Linked DNA regions of Homo sapiens: region 2 is linked to region 1. A link is an interaction called in ENCODE POLR2A ChIA-PET data of the cell type or tissue named here. Cell type or tissue: OCI-LY7. All regions are shown on one strand. Each heading gives the region's core, and the rest is flanking DNA. Links, peaks and the distances in the headings are about the cores only.

What was found. Peaks named below come from ENCODE experiments on the same cell type or tissue, not always from the same donor. Only the 100,000 strongest peaks of a DNase experiment are listed, where the experiment ranks them.
Region 2: POLR2A ChIA-PET joins it to region 1 with 9 read pairs; 8 of 35 experiments call an interaction of 5 or more read pairs at or near these places.

Annotation. Positions count from the first base shown.
Region 1 is chr17:82,430,261-82,441,398 of GRCh38, reverse strand. It overlaps HEXD (hexosaminidase D), which reads right to left. Exons shown (of 13, transcript NM_001330542.2): 5 at 7,577-7,741; 6 at 5,527-5,710; 7 at 4,661-4,732; 8 at 4,036-4,231; 9 at 1,686-1,768; 10 at 324-402; 11 at 133-234. LOC124904091 (a long non-coding RNA gene) reads left to right here and starts at 10,987. Exons shown (of 3, transcript XR_007065958.1): 1 at 10,987-11,138. RefSeq lists enhancers at 889-1,676, 1,899-2,398. In OCI-LY7, for the core only: no CTCF peak of the experiment used is centred there; no DNase peak of the experiment used is centred there.
Region 2 is chr17:82,486,521-82,497,658 of GRCh38, reverse strand. NARF (nuclear prelamin A recognition factor) reads right to left here. Exons shown (of 11, transcript NM_012336.4): 11 at 7,122-9,743. The coding sequence ends at 9,502. It overlaps TRX-CAT1-8 (tRNA-iMet (anticodon CAT) 1-8), which reads left to right and starts at 2,867; the gene lies at 2,867-2,938. RefSeq lists silencers at 2,724-2,983, 2,759-3,096 and an enhancer at 6,808-7,007. In OCI-LY7, for the core only: CTCF peaks have their summits at 6,752 and 6,955; a DNase peak (open chromatin) is centred at 7,038; H3K4me3 peaks cover 437 bases; H3K27ac peaks cover 1,242 bases.

The DNA of each region.
Region 1 (11,138 bases), core at 2,279-6,278:
GCCCCATGCCTGCCCGCTCACCTGCACCTGCCCCTCACCCGCACCTGCCTCCCACCCACACCTGCCCCCTCACCTGCACCCGCCCCATGCCTGCCCCCCTCACCCACACCTGCCCCTAACCCACACGCTCACCTGTTGCCCTCCAGCAGCGCATCCACAGAGCTGCGCAGATGGAGGCTGACTTGTGTGACAAGGGCAAGGATGTTGCTGCCAGGGAAGGAGCCGGCCCCCTCCCTGCGGAGAGCCCTGCTGAGAACAGCTGTCTCCACGGGCGGGGGAAGGGGAGGGGAAGAAGGGGACAGGGAGGGCTGCAGGGTGCTTGCCTAACAGGGTCCGTTTTTTCCAGGCTGGAAATCCCGAGAAGGTTCTCCACTTTCGCTTTAACATCTTCATCAAATCCTCCTGAAATCACAAATGAGCGGGGCGGTTGGAGGGGCCTCTGGAGGAGGGGAGGGGGCTACATTGGGACCTGCAGGCCTAGGTACTGGGGCAGTGGGCGGGCGGCAATGGAGAGCCACTGGCCAGGCCCAGCCCCGCGTGTGCCGGCCCCAAGGGGACCTGGGGGCAAATGGGCCTGCTGCTTCTCTTTAAACACGTGAAATACGTTCCTTATTTTAAAAATCAGAAAACAGAAGTAAGACTGTGTTGCCAGCAGCAACACCCGGACAGCAAGTGGCTCTTCCTGCTGGGCGCAGCCCGACCCACACAGGTGTCCAGGGCTCACGCAGAGTTTGCCACTGTGTTTTACACAATCGATGGAATATTCTAGAGCACCCGAAACAAACCCATGAGGCCTGCAGGCACCAGCGTGGACGAATCTCCGACTTGGTGTTCATGGAAATGCTTGCTGCAAGAGGCTGACGGCCAGAGGGCAGGAGGGAAGTGCCCCAGTCACGGGTGGCGGATGGGGCCGTGGGCAAGGGACACTGCAAATACCGTCAATATTAACACAGCTCTTTAGTGTGGGGTACAGGGGTGTCTGTTTTTATCGTTTCTGCCCCTTTCTAAGCAGTTGAGAGTCAGCAACTGAGAAGTCAATCTGATCTCATTCTGCGTCCTCTCACCGGCCGCGTCCCCGTCCCTGGGCCGCCGCGCCTGCGGGTCCCGCTCTCCGCGCGTCTCGGCCATTTTTCTTTCTGCATCAGCACCACGCAGTCGCTAATTTCCCGTGTGGCCTGCGAGTTTCCACACACACAGCTCCTCTGGCCAAGCCCCCTGCCGACCCCAAGGGGTTCCCCGGTGCCTGCCCCTGCCCATGGGTCCCGCTGCTCCCTCAGGAGACCTGGAAGTGTGAGTGCTGGGTCCAGGGTGCGGGGCCTTCCAGGGCCGGGCGCCTGAGCCCCACACCTGCTCGGCCAGGTGGGCAGGACGTGTGTGCAGCAAAGGTGGAGCCGTTCCCCACCTCCGACCTGCGTGCATTTCTGCGGATTCACTGTGTCTGAGGGGTGCCTCCCGCGTCACTCTCCAGCCTGCTTTGGGCTTAGGCCTGGAGACCCAGACACAGGCCCAGCCTGGGTGGACTTCAGGGCAGGTGGGTGGCTGAGCTGGGGCGGTGAGACCATCCTCCGACTGTGAGGACCACCACAGTCCAGCAGGGTGGTTGGAGCACTGGGTGCTTGGCCTCCTGCCCTCCGGGTCTTTCGGGGAGGGGCCGGTGGGGCTTGGGGTGGCCAGACCAGACATACCGCGTAGAAGCAACTGCAGGCAGGCGGCCAGGGACGGGACTCCTGCGGGCAGCAGCTCGCACAGCACAGAGTAGTGGTCGTACCTGGGTCCATGAGAGGGGCGCTTAGCTCCGCAGCCCGCCCCCAGCAGCCTGACGCAGGCGCCCTGACTTCGGACGTCCCTGCTGTTGTTCCAGGGCCTTAGGCTACATCAGCGCTGGGGGCAGCCCGACCCCCTCAACCCATGGGGCCCAGGGTTTCCAAGACAGGTTCTGTGCGGCAGGGCTCTCATGTCAACTCCGTTCTAGAAACCGGACAAGTGAAGAGCGTGGGGATTCCTTGCTGCAATGCTCTCCGGAGCCATGGGAATTCTGGGTGGACCTTGGGTGGGTGGCCGGTCGTTGTCCCTCCCCCCAGCACCTCTGGCCTCTGAGAAAAGGGCTCCTGCTTCTGGGGGCTGCCCTTGACGCCCCCCTCCTAGGGCCTCCGGGCCCCTCCTGCCCCACCCTCTCCCTCGGCTGCCTCCTGTCTGGCTGGTGGGGGTGGCAGCTTTTCCCCAAGGCCCCATGAGGAGGGCGAGAGATCAGGCGTGGCAGGCAGCAGGTCAGGGGCAGCATCTGTCCCAAGCGAGGGCTGGGGGGCCTTGGCCTGGCCTGGGCTTCCCACTGCTGGGTAGGGTGCCTCCACCTGCCCGTGCCTCAGTTTCTTCAGCTGTGAGGTGGGTGACAGACGCTGCCCCAGGTGTGAGCACAGGCGAAGGCTGGGCAATGCCTGACGCCACAGCCCCAGGCTCGCCTGAAGGATGCGCCGCTGCTCTGGGGGAGGAGGAGCCTCGCCCCGCTCTATGGACGATCCTGGTTTATGCAGACAGAGCTGTATCCCAACAGGACAGTGGGAACTATCTAGAAGCTTCTGCAGAGCCGCTGCCAGCTCCGGACATGCATGGTGGCTGTGAGCTGCCCCTCTAGCAGGCTGGCCCACCAGGCTCTGCGGTCCCCACCATGAAATTCTTGACTCCATCTCAATCTGAGCTTTGTGGGTGAGGGCACGGGGCCCCTGGTGGGTCTGGCCTCCAGCCGTTCGCCTAGCCCACATCACCTGCGCCACCTGCCCCCCAACCCTCTAACTTGAGACGAGACCCAAGGTCAGGACTTGGCCGGCGACCAGGGGTTTATCTTAGCTCTGCTTTTCACACAGTGTCGTCAGGGGAGCAGGGGCCTGGGAGCGCCAGGGTGATGCCACGGAGGCCCAGCTCCTTCATGGGACTAACAAGGCCCATTCTTGCCAGGCAGGACCCACAGTCACAGGATTTTTACAGCTGAGGAAGTGCTTAGATACCTGCAGGGGCCACTCCTACAACAGCCGACAGTCCTGGCATCCCCACACCCACGACAGCATGTGCCTTCTAGGTCACCAGAGTTAGGCTTCCATAGGCTACACACTGAAATGTCCAGGACAGTTTTCTTTAAATCATAGAGTAATACATTTTTTTTTTTTGAGACAGAGTTTTGCTCTGTCGCCCAGGCTGGAGTGCAGCGGTGTGATCTTGGCTCACTGCAACCTCCGCCTCCTGGGTTCAAGTGATTCTCCTTGCCTCAGCCTCCCGAGTAGCTAGGATCATAGGCGCGTGCCACCACGCCAGGCTAATTTTTGTGTCTTTAGTAGAGATGGGGTTTCACCACGTTGGCCAGGCTGGTCACGAACTCTGGACCTCAGGTGATCCACCCGTCTCAGCCTCCCAGAGTGCTGGGATAACAGGCATGAGCCACCGCACTCAGCCCCTAGAGTAATAAATTCTGTCACACTATTGGCCCACCCACAGGTAGCACAGCTTAGTGTTTACGTAGACAAGACCCTGATATGAGAAAAACGGAAAACAGAGCTGGGCACGCCTATGCTGGCCTTCCGAGGGCTCCACCTCTGTCACTGGGCACCTTTCAGTGACCCTCCCTCACCACACTTGGCCTTGAATTCTTTCCTGTGTGAGACCCAAGAACCTTCTCGTGGGGTCCGAATTGAGACGGCATTTCTAGCAACAGAGTGAAATCCTGAAAGAACCGAAACCCCTCCTCGTGCCACAAGCAAGACACACACACACACACACACACAGCCTCAGGTGCGGCGCACACGGGTAGCATGGGGGCTGGGGGCCACGTGTTCGTGACCCTGAACACGGGAGCAGCGTCCCTCAGCGGCCGCTCTGGCGTGCAGGGCCCAACCCCACGTGGCTGTTTCTGCAGCTCCTCTTGGAGGCCCGGGCTGCTTCCCCTTTGACCAACCTGGGAAGGCCCTTGGCGGACGCTGCACAGGCCGACGTGGTGGCCACCAGAGCTGCCCTGGACCCTCTGAGGACAGACTGGCCAGGACTTACCTCTGCCAGCCGGTCAGGATGATGCCCTGCAGTGAGTCCGTGGGCCCGCTGCCCGCCACCTGCAGCCACTGCACGTGGTTCCTGAGGTGGTGCTCAACAGGGGGCACGGCCTGGCTGGGCCCCGTGGCACCCTTGAAGGCACTGGCTGCCCACAGCTGCGGAAAGCCGCACCGCCGGTACTTCTGCATGAGGAGGACTGGGTGAGAAAGCAAACAGGTGAGTGGCTCCAGGGGAGGCGGCCAACACGGCCCTGGACACGCCTCCCGGGGCTGTACCCAGAGCCAACATGGGAGCCGCCTGAGACAGCCAGGCCCGGGTCTCAGTGTAGGAGACTCCAGAGTGTATGCGGCCGGCCCGGGTCCCAGTCGGGGAGACTCCAGAGTGTACGTGGCCCCTGGTTCACCTGCTCACTAGGAAAACACTGGTGGAACAGGGAGGGAGGTGAGGCACCGGTGCACGGTGGCCGTCCCGAGGCACCATGGGCTGGGGTCTGCTGGGGCTGTGCCCTGGCCTCTACCCGTGCAGGCTCCAGGCTGGGCAGTTCCGGCTGCAGGGTCACAGGGCCAGGGATGGCCTTCCCAGGCACATGGCCAGGACAACACACCCCCCACAACTTGGCACTGACCCTTGCCGTGCACATCCAGGTCGGCCGTGTAGTCCCAGAGCACCGGCTCCACCAGCTGCGGCACCCCGGACGCTGCAGACAGAGCGGACGTGAGGTTGGTGAGACACCTGGACCACACTCTCAGCCCCTCGGACCCACCTGTTCTCGTTTTGCTTGAAAGTGTGAGCACAGATACCTTTTTAAGACAGACTTGGCACCGTGCTGGGTTTTGACAATGAATGCCACAACCACACACAGTGCCTTTCCAAGCCAGCGCCCGCTGGAGCGACCATGCTCCCACTGCTGCTCTACCAGGCCATGAGCCACAGGCACAGCTGGAGCACGCGGCTGAATGGAGGTCACTCTAAGTCATCTATGTGGCCATGCATGGGTGGAAGCTGCCAGGCCGGCACGGCCCTAGGACACCCTGGCTCCCAGCTCTGCTATGGAGCTCACTGAGCCTCGGGGCTCTGTGTGGAACCAGGCCAGGTGTCTGAGTACCACCTCTTGGCCCAGAAAGGCGCTCAGCAGCTCGTCCCAAAGCCTCAGGCAGAGCGAGCAGGGCCCAGGGGCTGGAGGAGCAGCCAGCGGGAACCTCGGCCCCCAGTCCCAGCAGGGATGGCCTTGGAGGAGGCTGCTGCGAGTGCTGGACACTCCCAAGCCCTCTGGGCCACCAGGCAGGCCTGTGCTCTCCTGCCCAAACCTCCACAGCTTCTAGGGAAACGACTCAGGCCTGGCGTCAAGGGGATGCAGGAGGTGGTTGTGGCGGGTCTGTGCGGGGCTGGGGCTCACCCTGGGGCCCACTTCCTACAGCACCTTCTTTCTTTGAAGCCGCAGGTCTTGGGCAGTTCAGTGGCCCACCCCCTCCCCCAGCCCTGTTGGCCGACCTGCGAGCTGGTCCTCAGGCAGGTCTCGGAGCATGTCGTCCCACACCAGGGGTGTCACGCTGGGGCGCCGGGCCTTCACGCCGCTGGCCACCGCCCGCATGTGTGACAGGCACAACTTCCCCGTGCTGTTCTGCTCTTGCTGTAGCCACCGGCGCGAGGCCTCCCCCTCTCCGAGGTAATAGACCTGCAAGGAAGGAGCAGGACGGGGTTGCCTTGGCAGCCGTGCACACCGGTGGGAGGGTCCGGGGTTCACGCCGTGCCCTGACGGAGAGGGGCCGCTGCCTGTGGGGAGGAGGCCAGGGAGGGGCTCGGAGCCTTTGCTTACCACCCCCAGCGTGTCCCTGTCTTCCTCACTGAGCCCTGAACTTCTACTCAAGGTTTCCTGTGAATGTTCACAGCAGCTCTTCTCACAGCCAACAAAGCAGAGACCACAGGGGTCCATCCCCCATGATGGACCAGCATAGGGCAGCATCCCCCACCATGAACACGGCTCGGCTTCAGCAGACAGCCAAGCTCTGGCAGCTGACAGCCCGGAGGAGCACAGGTCATACACTGTGTGACTCGGTACCCGTGGAATGCCCAGACGGGCAAATCCACCGAGATAGGAAGCAGACCGTGGTCGCCGGGGCCTGGGGGCAGGTGCGGGGCTTGCCCTGGGGTGATTGCCCACACCATGAATGTCTGGAAGAGGTGCTGACGTTTATACTTATTTATTTATTTTGGAGACAGGGTCTTGCTCTGTTGCCCAGGCTGGAGTGCAGTGGCACAATCTCAATCTCGGCTCACTGCAACCTCCACCTCCTGGGTTCAAGTGATTCTCCTGCCTCAGTCTCCTGAGTAGCTGGGATTACAGGCGCCCACCACCACACCTGGCTAATTTTGTATTTTTAGTAGAGACGGGGTTTCACCATGTTGGCCAGGCTGATCTTGAACTCCTGATCTCAGGTGGTCCACCTGCCTCAGCCTCCCAAAGTGCTGGGATCACAAGTGTGAGCCACCGTGCCTGGCCTATTTATTTATTTACTTATTTATTTAGAGCCGGAGTCTCACTCTGTTGCCCAGGCTGGTATGCAGTGGCGTGATCTCAGCTCACTGCAACCTTCACCTCCTGGGTTCAAGCGATTCTCGTGCCTCAGCCTCCTGAGTAGCTGGGATTACAGGCGCCCGCCATCACGCCCGGCTGATTTTTGTATATTTAGTAGAGACGGGGTTTCACCACATTGGCCAAACTGGTCTCAAACACCTGACCTCAGGTGATCCACCCACTTTGGTCTCCCAAAGTGCTGGGATTACAGGCGTGAGCCACCACACCCAGCCTATATTTTAAAATGGTTAGAATGGTAAAGCTTAAGTGTATTTTACATACTCAGGTTTCCTTCAAAAAAAGGAAACTTCTGGGGCTAAAATGTTCAGCTCGGGTTCCCTGTGAGCCACAGCCCTGCAGAACCTCCCAGCCCCGTGGGCACCAACCCCGCCCCTTTCAGTTCCACATCCTGCCCAGGCCCTGACTGAGTTGGAGTCCAGTGAGTGGCAGGAGGGGCAAGGGTGGGGGCTCACTGGGTTGGAGGGGGCACATCTCTGGCACCCCCTGGGGACCACCTTTTCCATTGGGTGCTTCAGGGTCCAAATGCAGAACTTCCTCTCAGCAACAAAAGGGTGTCCCTCGAGTTACACCCTGACTTATGCTCACTGCTGGTCCTGGGGCGTGAACCTGCCCATCACCCACAGGCTTCCGCCAGCCCAGCCGCCCGGGGTGGTCTCGTCTGACACGAGGGTGCCTCCCTCGGGCTCTGCAGGCTGTCCCGTGCCAGGCCGCCCATCCACCCGGAGAAGATGTTGGACGCGTCTGACACGAGGGTGCCTCCCTCGGGCTCCGCAGGCTGTCCCGTGCCAGGCCGCCCATCCACTCGGAGAAGATGTTGGATGGGGTGCCCTGAGGGGAACAACAAGCCTGTCTCTAGGCCTCAGTGCCTGGAAGATTTTCCTATTTAAAAGGACAAGCCATGATAGGGGAGAGTGTCCTGCACAGAGCTGGGGTGACAGTACCCACCTCATCACACCCGATGTGCAGCCGCTGGGCGCCTGGGTGTAGCTCCAGGACCTGGTCAATCATGGCGCCCACCAGCGCCAGGGACTCTGCCTCGTGGGGGTTCAGGGTGCAGGGGAAGGAGCCCACCTCCCGCAGGTGGGCGAAGGCCGTGTGCTTCAGCACAAACTGCGGAGAGACAGAGAAGTTCGCGTTGGGGGCGGAGGAGCTGGACTGATCTCCTTCTGCCCACCTGGGGCTTCTGTTTCAAATCTACAGATAATACAAAAAAATTAGGCCAGGCAGAGAGTCTCAGTCCTGTAATCCCAGCACCTTGTGGGGGCTGAGGTGGGTAGAATGTTTGAACTCAGGAATTTGAGACCAGCCTGGACAACTGGTGAAACCCCATGGAATCTCGCTTTGTTGCCCAGGCTGGAGTGCAGTGGCACAGTCTCGGCTCACTGCAACCTCTGCCTCCCAGGTTCAAGTGATCCTCCCGCCTCAGCCTTCCCAGTAGCTGGGGATTACAGGCATGTGCCACCACGCCTGGCTAATTTTTGTATTTTTAGTAGAGATGGCGTTTCACTATGTTGGCCAGGCTGGTCTTGAACTCCTGACCACAAGTGATTCGCCTTCCTTGGCCTCCCAAAGTGCTGGGATTACAGGCGTGAACCACCACGCCCAGACTAAAAATATATATATAAAAAAAAAAAAAAAATATATATATATATATATATATATATATATATATATATTTTTTTTTTTTTTTCTTTTTTTTTTTGAGATGGAGTCTTGCTCTGCCGCCCAGTCTGGAGTGCAGTGGCATGATCTCGGCTCACTACAAGCTCTGCCTCCCAGGTTCACACCATTCTCCTGCCTCAGCCTCCCGAGTAGCTGGGACTACAGGCGCCCGCCACCACGCCCGGCTAATTTTTGTATTTTGTTTTAGTAGAGACGGGGTTTCACCGTGTTAGCCAGGATGGTCTCGATCTCCTGACCTTGTGATCTGCCCGCCTTGGCCTCCCAAAGTGCTGGGATTACAGGCGTGAGCCACTGCACCCAGCCATAAATTTTTTAAAAACCAAATCGGTTTAAGAAAAAAAAGTGGCCAGGTGTGGTGGCACCTGCCTGTGGTCCAGCTACTTGGGAGGCTGAAGCGGGAAGATCACTGGAGCCTAGGAAGTTGAGGCTGTAGTGAGCCATGATCACACCACTGCACTCCAGCCTGGGCGACAGAGTGAGACCCTGTCTCTGAAAAGAAAAAAACAGAAAAATGTTTATCTATGAAAGACCACTCTAACTTTGCCTAAGAACAGAGACTCTGTGGCCTCGGCCTAGGGCTACTCACTGCCCCCTTCCCCCTCACTGTGGAAACCACAGCTTTGCTGCCAAAGGGGCAGACTTAACTTGAGGCTGGGTTAAAAACCCACCCCTTGTGGGGGCGCTGTCAGTAGAAGCAGCAACTGGAGAAGAGGCCCTGTCTTCCGCTTGCCAGAGGGTGCAGTCCCTGCTGGGGAGAGCCAAGACTGGCTGCAGATTTAATGGGTGACCCTGGAAACAGAAAGCCAGATGGTGCTGCACACTCTCCTCAGGCCTGGCTGACGGGGGCCACACACACGTGCAGGGACCTGTGAGGGCCAGGTGGGAACTGCGCGAACCTAGGGATGCACCCCCCACCGCCCACACACAGCCCCGTGGCAAGGGGAGGAGGTCTGTGGGCTCAAGGTGTGGGAGCACAACCTCTGCCCAAACCCTTGGCTGACCACCAACTATGAAGACAGAGGGATGACCCTAGGAAGCCAGGCTAAAATGTAAAAATAAGAACCAAAAAATCTCAGCACAGACATCAGTGAGTGCACACAGCCAGGGGCAGGTCCTGCAGGTTAAATGCAGGCCATTTGCTAGAAAACAACAAAAAGACCACCACCAGCCACTGGGGAAAAGAGTAAACATTCAGCTTTGCTATAATGTATTAACTGAAATGTTCAGTTCTCAACCAAAAATTTTGAGATGTGCAAATGAACTGGAAAGTAGGATCCAGTTCACAGACTCTGACTCTCAGGGCCCACATGCAGAATTTATCAAATATTTCAAGAAAACTACTATGAATATATTGTAAGAATGAAAGGAGGCCGGGCATGGTGGCTCATGCCTGTAGTCCCAGCACTTTGGGAGGCCGAAGCGGGCAGATCACTTCAGGTCAGGAGTTCGACGAGATCAGTTTGGCCAACATGGCAAAACCCCGTCTCTACTAAGAAGACAAAAATTAGCTGGGTGTGGTGGCGGGCGCTGTAATCCCAGCTACTCGGGAGGCTGAAGCTACTTGGAATGTGGAGTTTGTAGTGAGCTGAGATCACGCCGCTGCACTCCAGCCTGGGTGACAGAGTGAAACTCTGTCTCAAAAAAAAAAAAAAAATTAGCACTTAGGGAGGCAGAGGCGGGAAGATCACCTGAGCCCAGAAGTTTGAGACCAGCCCAGCAACATAGTGAGACCCCACTCTTCACAAAAAGGAAAATGAACAAAAAAAATTAACTCAAAATGGGGCCAGGTGCAATGGCTCATGCCTATAATCCCAGCGCTCCGAGAGGCTGAGGTGGGAGAACTGTTTGAGGCCAGGGGTTCGAGACCAGTCTGGGCAACATAGTGGGACCTGGTATCTGCAAATAATAAAAAAAACTGGCCGGGTATGGTGGCACGCACCTGTGGTCCCTGCTACTCAGGAGGCTGAGGTGCTTGAGCCCAGAAGCTTGAGCCCAGAAGCTCAGGGCTGCAGTGAGCTGTGATTGTACCACGCGCTCCAGCCTGGGTGACAGAGTGAGTCTGTGACTCAAGACAAATAACTTGGATGTTCAAGGGTTCTGGAGAAAGAATAAAAATACCAAACTAAAAATGGATCATAGATCTAAATGAAAAATGCACAGAAGTTAAACTTTAGAAGAAAATACAAGAAAAATCTTTGTGATCTGGTGATCACAAAGAGTTTTTAGAAATGACACCAGAAGCATGTAGCTCTACACTGGGGGAGAATACCTGCAAATTACATACCATCAGAGGACTTGCATCTAGAACATATAAAGAACTTTAAAAACTCAAGTTGAAAAAAAAAATGGGCAAAACACCTGAGCAGTTATTTCTAGTATACCAAGAGGGTATACTGGGCTGGGCACCGTGGCTCACGCCTGTAATCCCAGTACTTTGAGAGGCCGACGCAGGCGGATCGCCTGAGGCCAGGAGTTTGAGACTAGCTTGGCCAACATCTTGAAACCTCATCTCTAATAAAAAGATAAAAAGTTAGCCGGGCATGGTGGGGTACACCTGTAATCTCAGGTGCTCAGGAGGCTGAGGCAGGAGAATCACTTGAACTCGGAAGCAGAGGTTGTAGTGAGCCAAGACTGCACCACTACACTCCAGCCTGGGAAACAGAGTGAGACCCTGTCTCAAAAACAAACACACAAAAAGGGTATACTAATAGTAAATGTACACATGGAGGGTCTTCCTCAGTAAGAAACCAACCCTTCGACACGCTGATTTTGGATGTCTGGTCTCCAGGGCTGAGAGAACATTTCTGTTGTCTTAAGCCACCTG
Region 2 (11,138 bases), core at 4,870-8,869, 54 kb before region 1:
CCGCCCGTTCCCCGGCGACCACATTCGAATACCCAGCGTCTCACTGGGTTTCCTAAGGAGAGGCGCGGGCTGCTCAGCCCTCACGTGCTCGGACGCGGCCCCAGCGTCCCGAGCCTGTCCCGAGCGCCGAGGGAGGGCGGCGGGGTCTGGGTGGGTGGGAGGGAGGCCGGCGGGGTCTGGGTGGGAGGGAGGTCGGCGGGGGTGGGAGGGAGGCCGGCGGGGTCTGAGTGGGAGGGAGGCCGGCGGGGTCTGGGTGGGAGGGAGGTCTCCCGCCCCGCCGCGCTGTGGAGGACAACTCGCGCCTCCTGCTGCGCATGCTCGGACTGCGCACTCCCGTGAGGGCCGGGGCTGCGCGCGAAGGCGTCTGCGAGCAGTTGACAAACCACCCACGTGACCTCCCACGTGACGGCCGGCGGCTCCCGCGGAGGAGCAAGAACGGTCAAGGAGCGGGGCCCTCGCCTCCGCCTTCAGAGGCGCCAGCTCCGTCCGCAAACCCGGGGGGAAGCGGGTGGGGACCTGAGGCGGCGCCTGCGATGCCGCAGCTTCGTAGTCGGGCTTCCGCGCCGGGGATCTGCACGAGCAAACGCTTCCGGCGCGCGCGGCTGGCGCTGGCCCGACTGACGCTCGGGCATCCCGGGTAGAAGCCGTGGGCGCATCTGCCAGGAGCGTGGGAAAGATGCTGGTGCCGACCTCCCCCTCTAAGGCTGTGTGGAGGAGGACGCCCGATGCCCCTCTTTTGGGCCAGCTGCCTCCGGAGGGCGAGCGGCTGAGAGGAAAATCGGTTTCCCACCTGCACGGGCCCATCACCTGTTGCTGCCATCGTGGGCTGGCGGGCGTCGTGCAGGGGCAGCGACAGTGGGTTCCTGCAGGGACGCAGATACGACCAGGTCCAGCCTCAGGGTCTTTTCCGGCCTGGCCCCTGCGCCTTCCACAGAAGGATGAGTGAGGCCACCTGTCACCAGGTGCGGGCTGCCCCACCCCACTAGTATTGCGATGTGTGGTTGGTCGCTAAAATATTTTAGCAGGAGCCCTTGCCCGGGCAGGCTTGACGAAGAAAGAAGCCTGGGCGTGCCCTCCTTCCGTGTTCTCATGACCATTTTGGTCCGAGGCCATAAAACAAGCATCACTAAGGTGGCTGGAGAGTCTGGCCGTCATGTTTAGATTGCTTCGTACACCCAGAAGAGTAGGGACCATCTCTTCTCAACTTCTGGGCCTGTTGCAAGAAGTCCATCCACATACCTCATCAGCAAGCCTTTGACACCAACCCTCCAATCTGGTTTTGAGCCTAGCAGCTTGGCCAAGCCCTGGGACAGTTCTGAGCTGCTCAGAAGGTTCCCTCTGTCTTCTCCCAGTCGACACCTTTTCACCTCTGTGCCTGTACCTGTGTGCTTGGGTCTGTAAGACTCACACAACACCCATTAGACTGCGGAGGTGAAGGTTTGCAGTACAGGCCTGTGGGTGCAGCACAGGGAGCCTCACCCCATCGGCAGCCCCCAGTCTGGAGGTTCTGGGCCCAGGGCTGCACCCTGTGCCCTGCCAGGTGCCAGCAACATCACGGAGCTCCCTGGCTGCAGGCTCTGCCTCAGCCTCCCCTCCCTCCCGTGCTCTTGGCAACGTGTCCATACATGTAGGGCCACACCTACTTCCTGTAGTGCTTTGGGATGTGTCCTCTAGGCCCACCTCCGCCTTTCTTACCTGAGGCCGCCTGGAAGGCAGAGGGCAAGACAGCTAAGCGGCTGCAGCCAATGGGAGGCACGGGCAAGGAGATTGGAGGGTGGAGGAGAGAGAGGCTTGGGTATTCCCCAGCTCTTTCTCTGCCTGGCCTAGGGTCGATGGCTCCTCTCAGGGGAGCCATGCCTCCTGTTTGGTGGCCCATCCCATTAGCTCCAGCTCTCACAGGGTCCAGGCTCCTGGGAAGGATGCACCCTGCCCTGAGGGCTCAGGCCTCGGTGCTGACCGTGGCTTGTGTCGAGATGCTCCTCACAGACAGTTCATTAGACTAGCTGCAGCTATCTCCTTTGAGTGTCCCGGCTCATACTTTCAGTTGGATCCCAGGAGTTTCAGTCTTTTTTTTGTTTTGTTTTTTGAGACTGGGGTCTGGCTCTGTCACCCAGGCTGGAGCGCAGTGGCATGATCTTTGCTCTCTGCTTCCTGGGCTCAAGCGATCCTCCCACCTCAGCCTCCTGAGTAGCTGGGACTACAGGCGTTGGCTGCCAACCCCTGGCTATTTTTTTTTTTATTTTTATTTTTTGTAGAGGCCGGGGGGGGGGGGTCTCCCTGTGTTGCCCAGGCTGGTCTCAAACTCCTGAGCCTCAGCCTCCCAGAGTGCTGGGATTACAGCGTAAGCCACCATGCCCAGCCAACTTTTTTTTTTTTTTTTTGAGACAGAGTTTCACTCTTGTTGCCCAGGCTGGAGTGCAGTGGTGCGATCTCGGCTCACCGCAACCTCCACTTCCTGGGTTCAAGCAATTCTGCCTCAGCCTCCCGAGTAGCTGGGATTACAGGCATGCGCCACCACGCCCGGCTAATTTTGTATTTTTAGTAGAGACAGGGTTTCTCCATGTTGGTCAGGCTGGTCTCGAACTCCCGACCTCATGTGATCTGCCTGCCTTGGCCTCCCGAAGTGCTGTGATTACAGGCGTGAGCCACTGTGCCCGGCCTCCAGCCAATGTTTTAACAGCAGAAAAGGACATGAATTCAGAGAGTTTTATCTACAAGAAGTTGAGAGAGGAGGAGTAGGCTTATAATTGAGCATGTGCCTTGCCCAGCCAGTCCTCTGTTGGCCCCTCTTGGCCAGTAGGGGTCGCCGCCTGCAGGGAGATGACTCCTGTGGTCATGATCTGACTCAGGCTCCCCCCTTATAGCCAGCAGAGTGGCGCAGCGGAAGCGTGCTGGGCCCATAACCCAGAGGTCGATGGATCGAAACCATCCTCTGCTATAGACTCCCTTTTCTTTCCTGACTGGGCAGCCTGTGGCCCATAATTCTTCTCCAGGCCCCAATAACGTCCCTGTTTGTGTCAAGGCACGGAGGACAGGCAACAGCAGCAATCTGAGTTCAAATCTTGATGTGAGCATACCTTGCCTCATAGCTTTGTCCCAGAAATTGTGGCAGTTGTGGGCTCATTGCCCTCTGCATTCCCTGGCTTGGGCAAAATGCCTCCCTGGGAGCAAGGGAGGGGTTTTGCACTCCTCAGTCCTCTTCTCTGTGTGTCCACCTGGCCCGGGACCCCCCATCAGTACCTGCTCCTGGCTTAGAGAACAGGGTCTGGCACAGGACATGCATCCTTTGTCTGCAGCATTTTCGAGGCTTTGAAACCTCCCTGGCCACACTTAGGTCTGCTCCTCCACGTGGCCGAAGGTGCCTGCAGAGGCTGGCATTCTTCTCCCTGTCTGGCTGCCAGGGAGCCTCCTGCCATCAACCGACTCACTAGAGACCCCTCCAGGTAAGGAACCCAGCAAGTGTTTTCCTGACAAAAGGGTCTGGCTGGATCCCCATCCTCTCTTCCCTTCCTCTCCTGAGGGAGTGGGCTTAGGGGTTCCTGCCTTTTCTTTCCCTCTTAACGTTTCTCTCTCTCTCTCTCTCTCTCTCTCTCTCTCTCTAGTTTTCGCTAGAAGATCAAGGCCAGGTGCAGTGGCTCACACCTGTAACCCCAGCACTTTGGGAGGCTGAGGCAGGTGGATCGCTTGAGGTCGGGAGTTGGAGACCAGCCTGGGCAACATGGTGAAACCCCGTCTCTACAAAAATATACAAAAATATTAGCTGGGTGTGGTGGCTGGCGCCTGTAGTCCCAGCTACTCGGAGTGTGAGAGATCTCTTGGGCCTGGTAGGTCGAAGCTGCAGTGAGCTGAGATTGCACCACTGCACTCCAGCCTGGGTGACAGAACGAGAACCTGTCTCAAAAAAAAAAAAAAAAAAAAAAGGGCTGGAGTGTCACGGCCCTCTGGGTTGGCATTCTCGCTCCACTGACATCATCAGAAGCTGGAGGTGAGAACCTCCCTCCAACAGGAGAGAAATGCAGCCGCAGTACTCACTCCCTGTACATCCCAGCACCAGGTCCTGGCATCCCACGTGGACACACAGTGCCCATGATGATGCACTGACATCCCAAAATGCCAGTGCTGCCGCCTGGCTGTGTCCAGACTGGCTCAGGGACAGAATCTTCAGGTGCCACAGCCCAGGACACCGGGCCTGGAGTGGGGAAGGAGTGCCAGCTGCTACATGGTCTTTCCTTTACAGGGCAAAAACGAGTGGGGAAATAGCAGGACACACGCCCTGATGGTGGCTAAAGCCGAAGACAGAGGAACAGGAGGATTCTGCCAAGATTGATGCGAGACAAAGGCTTAGGGGCAACAGAGAGCAGGCGAAGTGTTACTTAACTTACCAGGACACCTAGCTGGTGCAGAGGCAGACCCAGCACACACCTCAGATGAGGGCCACATTGCTGCTCAGACCATGGCATCCAACAGCGGTCCTGTGTCCTGGCTTGATGCAAGGTCTCCCGATTCCAACTAGGATATTGGATGGCAAATGCAGCCACCCAAAATGCACTTCTCTGCCCCTCTCTGAGGCCCTCCGTGTGGCTGGGCACAGTTAGGATGAGATGCCCAGAGTTAGCAAAACAGACGCTGACGCCACTGTGCCACCCAGAGCAGAAGGCTAACCCGCCACAAAGAGCTGGCAGAGTTATGAAAAGTAAGGTTGGAGGTTTTTTTAACTGTAACTTTTACACTTTAAGAAAGCGTTCAAGGCTATGATTAACATAAATCAAAGGACAGTAATCCTATGAGTCACTATATTTGCAATACGTCCAAGCAGTCGGGGTGAGAGTATCTGGAATCTGGTGACGGGCTCGCCGGGTCAGGCCCATGGTTGGCAGCCACTGCTCCCGCTCCAGTCCCCCCTCCCAAATCCACTGCCACTCATCCACACTCACCATGCAGATGCCATGTCTGTCACTCTGGCTTGCCAGGTTTTCTTTCTTATTCTAACCAAATTTCAAATCAGGCTGGTGTGGTGGCTCACGCCTGTAATCCCAGCACTTTGGGAGGCTGAGGGGAGAGGATCACTTGAGCCCAGGAGCTCGAGACCAGCCTGGGCAACATGGCAAAACCCTGTCTGCACAGAAAGTACAAAAAATTAGCTGGGAGTAGTGGCGCATGCCTGCAGTCCCAGCTATTCAGGAGGCTGAAGTGGGAGGATTGATTGAGTCTGAGAGGTTGAGTCTGCAGTAAGCCATGATGGTGCCATTGTACTCCAACCTGGGTGATAGGGCCAGACCCTGTCTCAAAAAAAAAAAAAAAAAAGTCCATGTCAGGACATAAACATCTATTTTATACTTTAACCACTCCTAGAACCCCCAGGATGTCCTGACACTTGCCCCGATGGGCTTTTAGTTCGGTGTTGTAGCTTGTTTACACCAATGCAGACATAGAACAGATATTCTCCAGGTCCTGCGCACTGGGCACCTGTGAGGTGGACTGCTCCAGGGAAAGTTCCTAACAGCTAAACTATACGACTTTCATCAAGTTGGGGCGTTACTGCCAAACTGCACTCCAGCCAGCAGTCGTGAGCACCCCCTCTTCTTACTCAGCTGAATACTTAATAAAAATCTTTGCCTATTGGACAATTCGCATTACAACTTTGAAGTGTTCAGCCCTGGCACCTGCTCTCCTTGATTTCAGAACACAAGGCTCATCCTCAGAACGCAGAGCCGGCCTCTATCCAAAACCCACAAGGCTCATCCTCAGAATGCAGAGCCGGCCTCTACCCAAAACCGACAGCTCGCCCCCTGCAGCGGCGGACTGAGGGCTCCTAACCATGAGATGAGGGTTGATCTGCTTTAGACAGATGCTCTGTTCGAAGTGGAAACTTAAACACCGGGCCCCATCTGGAGGCCAAGTGGCCTTGGGCAAGTCAGCCCCTGCCTGGGCCGCAATTCCCTCCTCTGACATCTCTGGCCTAGACTCGGCGTGAAGGTCACACGACTGTGGCAGGCCATGTGTCCAGACGCCTCAGTTGCTCAGCTCTGGGCCCGCAGATGAGGCCATGGGACACCCTCAAAGCCGGCACACACCCAAGGGTTCACCCTAGATCTACATCCCAGGCAAGCGGCAAACCAACAGGCAGGCACAGTGGATGAGCCCATTTGCAACTGCAGCAACACTAAGGACCAGTGCGGACAGTCTACACTGGCTGCGACGAGTACAAGCTCTCAGGCCAGGTGGAAATGGAATTGAGAAACCTAGGCGCTGCCCATCAGACCACAGGCACCGAACAGCAGATCTGTTCACTGGGATGGCAACACGTTTATCAGCTCAGACGTGTTCCGGTCCCCTGCAGTACATGGCAGCACCAGAGCACACATGGCCATGTTCCTACATGGTGGTGCCAGCACGGGATGCCACCCAGGGCTCATCTCGTCCTCCTCCTCCTCCTCCTCCTCACACCAGGACCAGCCTGGCTCACTAGTGGGCATGGGCCGGGCACACCATCCCCCCAGGTCAGCCTGGATCACCAGCGGGCACGGGCCGGGCACACCATCCCCCCAACCAGCGTGCTGCCTCATGCCAGGACCAGCCTGGCTCACCAGCAGGCACGGGCCAGGCACACCATCCCTCCCGACCAGTGTGCTGCCTCCACATCTAGGCGCCTTGGCCTGACGGCTAATACCGTTCCGGTTACAATGAAGGAAATCTCGCCACTTTTCTCCTGTGCAGAAGAAAATGCACACAGTCCCCATGGCTATAACCCACCAGCAGGCACGGGGGACCTCTGGTGTCTCATGTTGGTGCCCAGTGCCTCAGCCTGGCCTCCCCACGCGACCTGCAGGGGCGGCTTCACGGCAGGCCAGCTGTGGTGCCCTGCGCAGTGGTTACTGCAGGAGGTGATCTCTTCACTGTAGCTGGACAAGGGTGGCCCTCTACCGACTTCTGGTGTTCTAGGCCTGGTGAGCAGCTTCCTGGAGGGAGACAGAGGACTCTCCTGACTCCACACCAGGTGGTGGCTCAGAAAGCACAGGGCGAGGCCACCTGGCGTGGCCGCAGTGAGGACGGCAACACACCACAAGATGTGGCCCTGCTGGGGCAGCAGGTGGCTCGGCTCACTCAACCATTCACTCAGACACGCTGCAACTGTTTATTCCAGAATCAGAGGTTGGAAACCCAACTGTATATAGACTGAAAGCAAAACAAATACACAACTGAACACAATATATGCAGTTATCCAGCAAGACAGGCAACGCAACACAATATATGCAGTTATTGACAAGACAGGTGCACAGGCACAGCACACAGAGTGAGATGAAGGCAGCCTAGCGAGCAGAGGCTCTGCAGCACGGAGGGCTGGGAAGGCCATCGCTCGAGTTAATCCAATCCCAGTGCTTCAGGACACCTTGGGCCACGTTGACATCTCTCTTTTCCTGGGAGGAGCCCTAGGGTACAGCTGCATGGTTCCATGGAGTTTCAGGCGTCTGCCAGCTCTGTTTCACTGTTTGTGGTTAAACTGCTTTCTCCTTTTTAAAAAAAAATTTTTTGCCAGGTGCAGTGGCTCACGCCTGTAATCCCAGCATTTTGGGAGGCTGAGGTGGTTGGATCACCTGAGGTCAGAAATTCCAGCCTGACCGGCCCGATCAACATGGCGAAACCCGTCTCAACTAAGAATACAATTAGCCAGGCGCGGTGGCGCGCGCCTGTAATCCCAGCTACTCCAGAGGCTGAGGCAGGAGAATCGCTTGAACCCAGGAGGCGGAGGTTGCTGTGAGCCGAGATCACGCCACTGAACTCCAGCCTGGGTGACAAAGTGAGACTCTGTCTCAAAAAAAAAAAAAAAATTTGTAGAGACAGAGTCTCCCATGTAGAAACTCCTGGACTCCAGCAATCCTCCCACCTTGGCCTCCCAGTGTGCTGGGATTATAGGGCACGAGCCACCGTGCCTGGCCTCTCCTTTCTTTTTAAGGCAAGCTCATGCCCACAGTGCAGTGCCAGAATGGAGGGGGCTCCATCACCCTGAGCACAGAGGGCTTCATGGCGAGTGGATGGGCCAGGGCCGTGTGAGAAGAAACCTGTCTGCCAAGGGTGACAGGGAAGTCTTCTGCGGGAGGCTGGACCACCTGAATATCCTCAACCCCTCAGGGTCAGACGGAACCTTTACCCCCGACTCCCACCCCACGACAGTGCTGATGATGAGCTGGGGCCCCCTGCACCCACCCAGCTGGTGCGGGCAGCCTTCTCAATTTTCCATTCTCGTGTCTGTCACCCTTGCCCCAGTGCGAGTCCGACTGAAAGACTGAATGTACAAGTTTGAGTTGGGGCCTGGGTTGCCAGGCCTCCAGGGCCCTGAGTATGGTCCAGGAGGGTGGTGACTGGCTGTGAGGAATGGCCCAGGGCCGAGTGTGGTCCAGGAGGGTGGTGACTGGCTGTGAGGAATGGGAGGAGGGTGGTGACTGGCTGTGAGGAATGGCCCAGGGCCGAGTATGGTCCAGGAGGGTGGTGACTGGCTGTGAGGAATGGGAGGAGGGTGGTGACTGGCTGTGAGGAATGGGGCCTACTGTTGTCAGAAACTACAGTTTTTCTAAGAAAAGCTGAAAATCCAGATTTGTACGTAAGTCTCCTGATTCTAAAAGGCTGACAGTTATTAATGTTCTGGCAAAAACATTTTCAAGGAAAATATGAGTGGGTAAAAGAAAGAGCCAAAATGGGCAGGGATCTGGGACTGTGGACTGCCTGCCCTAACAACCCCAGGGCCACAGGAGTCCACAGGCACAGCCACCCCACCCTCTGCCCTCACTCCCACATCAAATCACCTTCAAGTCATGTGCATTAGAACCTCTGGGGGTCCTAGCTCTTCACAGGACACTTTCTGGATTTTTCTTTTTAAACCTAAAATACAGTAGTCTGTCTCCATTCCCACTCTTTGGGACTTTTTCACAATCTTAGGATGAAGGGATAAATTGGGGAAGTGCTCCTCTCATGTTAAAACGTTCCAATCTGCCAGGCACGGTGGCTCATGCCTGCAGTCCTGGCACTTTGGGAGGCCAAGGCGGGTGGATCAGGAGGTCAGGAATTCAATACCAGCCTGGCCAACATAGTGAAACCCCATCTCTACTAAAAATACAAAAATTAGCTGGGCATGGTGGTGTGCGCGTTAGTCCCAGCTACTCGGGAGGCTGGGGCAAGAGAATCGCTTGAACCCGGGAGGCAGAGGTTGCAGTGAGCTGAGATTGCGCCATTGCACTCCAGCCTGGGTGACAGAGTGAGACTCCGTCTCAAAAAAAAAAAAAGAAAAAAAAAGTTCCAATCCCACACCTATTATGAAGATAGCACCACATGAAACTGCCTGAGGGGCCTCCAATAAACGGGGTAGCAGGGAACTCGGAGAAACCAAAGTAATCCATTGAGCGGTTTTCTTAAGTGTCTTTAATACTCCACTCAGGGCAGCCCCTCCCTCTACTGAGAGGCTCTTGGCTCTGGCCCCAAGAGCAGCTGGAAGGCCCTGGCCTGACTTCACCACTTGATGTCCAGGCTGTGTGTGCCACGCTCCTGGCTCTGGTACGTGGTATGCAGCACCTCTCGGGCCTTGGGGGAGTTGATCCCCTCCAGCCACTCCTGGTACAGCTCCTGCACGTGTGCACTGGACTCCGGACGCCGCACAGGGATGTCAGCGTAAATGCCTTCCATCTGCCGCAGCAGGGCCTTATCCGCATGTCCGTCTGGAGTCTGGGCTTGGCCTCTGCCATTTAAGCATCCTGAAAGATAAACACAGGTAAGTTTATCCTGGGCTCAGGCGATCTTTCTGCCTTAGCTTCCTGAGCAGCTAGAACTACAGACACACACCACCTTGCCCGGCTGATTTTTAAATTTTTTGTAGAGATTGGGCGGGAGGGGCGGGTGTTGCTATGTTGCTCAGGCTGGTCTTGAACTCCTGGCTTCAAGCGGCAATCCTACTTCGAGCTGGGACCACTGGCGTGAGCCACCGCACCCAGCCGGGATAGTCTTAAGGAAGTTTTGCCTCACAGGGAAGAGTTGGAAGCAGGAGAGGAATAAAGGGGACGTGGAATGTTGTGTGGCCTAAGGCTAGGGCTGGCTGAACAGGCCAGGGTCTTCCTCAAGGCTGTCAGGGACACTGATCCCAGACTCACAGCCCCGTGTGCCTCTCATTCTTCTTTTTTTTTTTTTTCGAGACAGAGTCTCTCTCCATTGGTCAGGCTGGAGTGCAGTGGCCTAATCTCGGCTCACTGCAACCTCCATCTCCTGGGCTCAAGCGATTCTCCCACCTCAGTCTCCCAAGTACCTGGGGTTACAGGTGTGTGCCACCACGCCCGGCTAATTTTTGTATTTTTAGTAGAGACAGGGTTTTACCATGTTGGCCAGGCTGGTCTCAAACTCCTGACCTCAGGTAATCCGACCACCTCGGCCTCCCAAAGTGCTGGGATTACAGGCGTGAGCCACCGTGCCTGGACCCGTGTGCCTCTCATTCTTACCCATTTACATCACCCATAAAATGGTTTTACCTAAAACCTAAGTTGCCAACCTTTTAGAACTGGGTGGCTTCATATGCAAATCCCGATTTCCAACTTCTCTTGGAATTTGGCAAAACCAGGATAGCACAGGAATTGTGAACAAGCAGTTAAACCACTCCTGCCTGCACCACACGTGTTAGTGTGCTGGGCCCTGCCTGGAGGCTGCACCAGAGGCAGCTAAGCTGTGAGCCCAGCCATGAGCCCACACACCCAACACTGGCCTGAGTAAAAATGTGTCTCCTATCTATTAATGCTACTTACTCTCCAACGTGTTAGATGATGTCACTCTTAGTAGTGTAAGAGTTCATTTAAAACAATCTGGAGCAAATTTCCCTGGTTAAACCTCACTCCCCATGGGTTCCAGGGTGGCACCCCAGCTGGTCTCCAACCTCCACTTTCCCAGGGGGCTGGGCTTGCACCTTCTCCTTCCTCAGGCCCCAGCTCCACCCGCTTGCACACAGAGGCCCTCCCAGAGGCCCTGCTTCACGGCCCACCTCCCGGCTGCTCCTCAGCCCAGCTGTGGGACTGACCCTTCCGTGCCCCTGGAATGCTCAGTGAGGCCTCCAAGGCCACAGGCTCCCCTCTCTGCCCTCACCCTCCTCTTGTCAGTGCTGGCTGAGG